2 separate regions of the Homo sapiens genome follow, and region 2 is linked to region 1. A link is a loop called in an ENCODE intact Hi-C map of the cell type or tissue named here. Cell type or tissue: PC-9. All regions are shown on one strand. Links, peaks and the distances in the headings refer to the core of each region. The heading gives the core; the rest is flanking DNA.

The links. A loop is a pair of places that touch in the nucleus more often than their neighbours do. Peaks named below come from ENCODE experiments on the same cell type or tissue, not always from the same donor. Only the 100,000 strongest peaks of a DNase experiment are listed, where the experiment ranks them.
Region 2: it touches region 1 in a loop (6-fold over the local background); 3 of 110 quality-filtered maps call a loop at or near these places.

What each region holds. Positions count from the first base shown.
Region 1 is chr9:76,575,768-76,578,683 of GRCh38, reverse strand. No RefSeq gene overlaps it. Among named protein-coding and RNA genes, the nearest start is that of GCNT1, 120 kb to the right of the region's middle. In PC-9, for the core only: no CTCF peak of the experiment used is centred there; DNase peaks (open chromatin) are centred at 833 and 1,183; H3K4me3 peaks cover 1,693 bases; H3K27ac peaks cover 1,948 bases.
Region 2 is chr9:76,517,626-76,520,541 of GRCh38, reverse strand. No RefSeq gene overlaps it. Among named protein-coding and RNA genes, the nearest start is that of GCNT1, 60 kb to the right of the region's middle. In PC-9, for the core only: no CTCF peak of the experiment used is centred there; DNase peaks (open chromatin) are centred at 901 and 1,331; H3K4me3 peaks cover 536 bases; H3K27ac peaks cover 1,580 bases.

The DNA.
Region 1 (2,916 bases), core at 191-2,690:
GGGCTCTCTTTAATCTTAGCTTTTGCTTGACCAACCTATTCTCAGTGTGGAAACTCCTCTGCTGTCCCCTTGTCCCCTAGTCACCATTGGTTCATACTCTCCGGAGCAGCGCTGTCCAACAGAAATCTCATGGGAGCCACGGAAGTCATTTTAGATTTTCTATCAGTCACATGAAAAAATAATAAAAATATACAGGAGAAATTAATTTTAATGTGTTTTATTTAATCCCATTGATCAAAAATATTATTGTTTCAACATATAATCAATGTTTCCATTATTTACTTATTTATTGAGATAAGAGTCTTGCCCTGTTGCCCAGGTTGGAGTGCAGTGATGTTACCATGGCTTACCGCAATCTTGACCTTCCCAGGCTCAGGTGATTCTCCTGCCTCAGCTTCCCAAGTTGCTGGGACTACACACATGTGCCTCCATACCTGGCTAATTTTTGTATTTTTTGTAGAGATGGGATTTTGCTATGTTGCCCGGGCTGATCTTGAACTTCTGGGCTCAAGTGATCCATCCTCCTCAGCCTCCCAAAGTGCTGTGATTACAGGTGTGAGCCACTGAGCCCAGCCTACAACATATAATCAATGTTTTTAAAAATCTTTTATAATTGTACCGAGCCTTCAGAATCTGGCATGTATTTCACACTTAACCCACATTTCAATTTAGAATAACCAGACTTAAAGAGTTCGGAAACCACATGTACTTAGTGGCTGCCGTATTGAGCAGTACAGCTCTAGAAACTAAATTTCCAGTCTAGTGCAAAGGTGAGGGGAGGGGCAGGTCTTCTGCTGCAAGGCATTGAGAAGGAAGCTGGGAGTCTAATTGCTTCTTTATTTATTTATTTGAGACGGAGTCTCGCTCTGTCGCCCAGGCTGGAGTGCAGTGGTGCGATCTCAGCTCACTGCAAGCTCCACCTCCCAGGTTCACACCATTCTCCTGCCTCAGCCTCCTGAGTAGCAGGCGCCCGTCACCACGCCCAGCTAATTTTTTGTAGTTTTTTTTTAGTAGAGACGGGGTTTCACATCTCTTGACCTCGTGTTCCGCCCGCCTCGGCTTCCCAAAGTGCTGGGATTACAGGCGTGAGCCACTGCGCCCGGCCTAACTGCTTCTTAAAAAGACTTTTGACTGACTCTGTTTTCCCATTTACCCTCATTTTAGAAATTCCTGGTGGCCCCAATTTCTGAGCATTTTTGTGGTTCTGTGGTGCAAATAGGATGGATGACTCACTTTCCCTCACTGCCAGCTTAGGTGTTGGCCTCACCGAATCTGCTGGGTCAGCTCACACTCATCCGTCAGCTTTCCATCTTTCCATTTTTCCTTGGTGTTTCCTCCACTCCAAGTCTCTTTGTCCTTATGGGTTTGTGCCTTAAAAAAAAAAAAATCGGCCAGGCACGGTGGCTTGCGCCTGTAACCCCAGCACTTTGGGAGGCTGAGGCGGGCGGATCACGAGGTCAGGAGATCGAGACCATCCCAGCTAACACAGTGAAACCCCGTCTCTACTAAAAATACAAAAAATTAGCCGGGCGTGGTGGCGGGCGCCTGTAGTCCCACCTACTCGGGAGGCTGACGCAGGAGAATGGCGTGAACCCGGGAGGCGGAGCTTGCAGTGAGCCAAGACTGCACCACTGCACTCCAGCCTAGGCGACAGAGTGAGACTCCGTCTCAAAAAAAAAAAAAAAAAAAAAAAAAATCATCCATTTTCATTTTATTGGAATGTTTGGAGAGAACAGAGATAAACATAGATGTTGAAACCACCATCTTTAACTGATCATCAATAAGTTTTCCATATCAATGGAATATGATTATTTTTGTCTATAAATTTTTTGTGAGTCTGGTGTTTTGGTTTAAATCATCTGAAAACCCTATGTATGCAATAACTATTTCCAAAAGGAACAAATGGATGAATAATGAGATATCCAGGAGACTGACTTAATCCCCAAATGTCATCCAATCCAGTTAAAACCAGTGCCCAGAAAGCGACACCCTCTGGGTCACCCTTCAGGGAGCCTGTTTCCCCTTGCACTCCTTAGCTCAGCTCATTTCTCTCAGTGACTACTGAGCTAAGAAAGCCCCCAGAAATAGTTAAGAATTTTAAAGGCTCTTAGCAGCAAACCAAATGCAAGACGGAGCCATGAGTCAACTGTTCCACCTCCCTCAACCTCATCGCCCAACTGCCTGCTAGAACAGACCACTTCCTTGTAATACACACGCTCTTTCTCTAGCACGGAGATTTAGCTTAACTCTGCCTTCCCCCACCTTCATCCTCATTTCTTCTTTTGAAAGGGCTGGGTTCCTTTTTGTGCTTTTTTTCTTGAATCTTAAAAATGAAGCCCAGGCCCCTTAGAACACAGAGCAATGTTAGAGTCCAGTCTTTATGTGTAATCAGTGTAGGGCTAGTAGTTTTGAGGTTCTTTGTTGGTTTGGTTTTGTACTTACTAACGTATTATTCTAGAATCCAAGAATAAATGAAAAGCAATTTAAATATGTATTAGAGTATCTCATAAAAGCGCCAAAAATGAGATTTTATTCATAATATACAGAAAAAAAATCAAGTTCTTTCCTTTTGCGTAAATGAAAGCCGTAGGAATCAAGAAATCTTCAGACCCAGAGATACCATTTAGTTAGCTTCTTTTACTGACACAGGGGATAGTTCAACTAGATTCCATACATATCTAGACAGTAGACAGTAAAGATAAGGGAAGCCCTAGAAGCTCCTAAGTGTATCAGAACCCAGAGGTTATTTCTACAGATGAAATAAAGAGAAGTAAATTTGGAGGTGGGGATATGATCATAGGAGGAATCTTGCTGTTTCAAAGTTCACAGTAGTGAAATCAGCTAAACAGGCAAATTGAGTTAAATTGGAAGCTCTTCAACACACTCCCCATCAGCTTACTGGGTTCTGGTCTCACA
Region 2 (2,916 bases), core at 216-2,715, 58 kb after region 1:
CCTCCCAGGCTCAAGCAATTCTCCTGCCTCAGCCTCCTGAGTAGCTGGGATTACAGGCACGCACCACCACAACAGGCTAATTTTTGTATTTTTAGTAGAGATGGGGTTTCACCATGTTGGTCAGGCTGGTGTCGAACTCCTGACCTCATGATCTGCCTGCCTCAGCCTCCCAAAGTGCTGGGATTACAGGTGTGAGCCACCATGCCCAGCCAACATTATTGCTTTTTTTTCCTGAGTTATCTGATGGGGGACTCCTTGGCCTGCCTCACACAAGGATTCTTTTTAACCCCCTGTGATTGAGTAGAAAGGAAGTAGGCTGGGTGACATTTTTTCTTTTTAACACTGGTTGATTCCTAAGAGAAATCACATCTGCTTTTTGAGACATCCTACATTCACCCATCCATCTTTTCACTCATCAGATTTAAGTCCCATACGAGCAGCAATCATGAATATTTGGTTCACCAAGGTAAACCTGTACCTAGTCAGTAACTTTCACATAGTAAACACTCTGCCCAATATAAGACAGGCACTGCGATGGAAACGAAATTATTCCTATAAATCAGGGGTTCTCAAGCAGGGACGATTTTACCTTCCAAGAGACATCTCACAATGTCTGGAGGCATCTTTATCACAAGATGATGCCTTGGGGTTGGGTTGGGGTTGCCACTGGCATCTAACAGGTAGAGACCAGGGCTGCTGCCAAACATTCATAATGCACAGGACAGCCTCCACCCCCACAACAAAGAATTATCTAGCCCAAAATGTCAATAGTGCCCAGGTAGAGGGAAACATTCTTAAATGGCTATAAAAATTAGAGTAGGCAATTTCTCATCGTCTGACATTGCACTCCAGGGCAGATTCAACTGTTAAGTGACACAGCAGTACTGAATCATGTCTGTCCCCACAGCCCACCTACCACGCAAAGTTATGAGGAAAGATTCCTGGGGAAGGCTTTCCTCTCTCTTGTCCCACTGGTTTATTGTTGCCCTCCTAAGTCAAAAATGCATACTATTTTTTTTCAAGCTTTTGCACTCATACTCTTCCCTGTTTTCACTCTCCATCCCTATTTCCTTGTTTGCACTTCATGCGAAGTGGAGTCCAGCTTCCTAGGAAACAGGTGTACCCTGACCTCCCTCATGCAGTTTCTAGAAATGGCTTGGGAAAGAATGCAGCTGGAGACCCACAAAAGTGCACTGTCTCCGGCTCCTCGTTCTTTCTTCTCTTCTCCTGGTGAACAGAAGGAACTTCGACCTGCCTGAGCCCGCAGCTCTGTAACCACACATGAGGGATCAGTCCACCCACCCTGTTATTTCAGTTGCATGCTTAGGCAGTGAGGAAAGGACATTAGATTCCTAAAGATCAAATTTCCTGAACAGAAATATTTGTGGGCAGGAAAAAAACCTGACAGGACACTTTAATTCAGGTGCGGTGTTTAGTTTTCAGTAAGGTTTTATTTCACAGGGAGAATAAAGACAAGCTGAATTCAGCCAAATTATAAAAGGTTATCAGTAAGTCCGTATTTTCCCCCTCGATTGTTTATGGTTTCTATTTGAGGAAAAAATATCTAAAATTATTTTTTTCCCTTAAGAGTGGTTAATCAAAATTAAGCAAATTAATTGACTTTATCGATTTATTAGGTTGGTGCAAAAGTAATTGTGGGTTTTGCCATTAAAAGTAGCAGCAATGGCTGGGCGCGGTGGCTCACGCCTGTAATCCCAGCACATTGAGAGGCTGAGGTGGGCAGATCACCTGAGGTAAGGAGTTCAAGACCAGCCTGGCCAACACGGTGAAACCCCATCTATACTAAAGACACAAAAATTACCCAGGCGTTGTGGCGCATGCCTGAGGCAGGAGAACCACTTGAACCCAGGAGACAGGGGTTGCAGTGAGCTGAGATGGCGCCACTGCACTCCAGCCTGGGTGACAGAGCAAGACTCCATCTCAATAAATAAATAAAAGTGGGGAGGTAATTGGGGATATTTCTATTATCCCCCAATATTAATTGGGGACAGGAAAGGTAGAGGGTATATGGGAATATGGAAATTCTCTGTACTTTTCACTTAATTTTGCTGTGAACTTAAAACTGCTCTAAAAAATAAAGTTGATTTAAAAAAAAATCACACATATGTGCACAAGTAAGTTCAATGGCCTATTTTAGATGATGGTGATTAATTCTGTCTAGGATACTGTGGAAGCCAGAGAAAAGAGTGGACATTTATGTAAGGCCGTGGGGGACACAGATGGTCAGAAAAGATCTCATAGGCTAGGCGCAGTGGCTCACACCTATAATCCCAGCACTTTGGGAGGCCGAGGCGGGTGGATCACTTGAGGTCAGGAGTTCGAGACCAGCCTGCCCAACATGGTGAAACCCTGTCTCTGCTGAAAATACAAAAATTATACAGGCGTGATGGTGGGCGCCTGTAATCCCAGCTACTCAGGAGGCTGAGGCAGGAGAATCTCTTGAACTCTGGAGGCAGAAGTTCCAGTGAGCCAAGATTGCACCACTGCACTCCAGCCTAGGTGATGGAGCGAGACTGTCTCAAAAACAAAAACAAAAACAAAAAAACCTCATGGAGGTGGTGATATCTGAGCTGAATGTTGAAAGGTGAGGGTGTTCTAGTCTGAAAGCCTGAAGAAATATGTTCTAACAGACTGCAGTGTGAATGAAGACCTTTTCCGATGGAAATGCTTAAAAAAAAAATCACTCTCCCTTAAACAATCAAATGTATTGGATGATATAAATGAACAGGCTTGGGCTCAGCTTGCTCCAGGGCTTGCAGGACAGCCTCATGAGATAGTTTGTATCTCCCCATTTCTCCTCAGTGTTGGTTAATTCTCCTGCTTCCTGTAAGAGAGTGCAACAATCCCAGCACCTTCTTACTCTCAGTTCACATTAAGTGGGGACAATGCAAACAG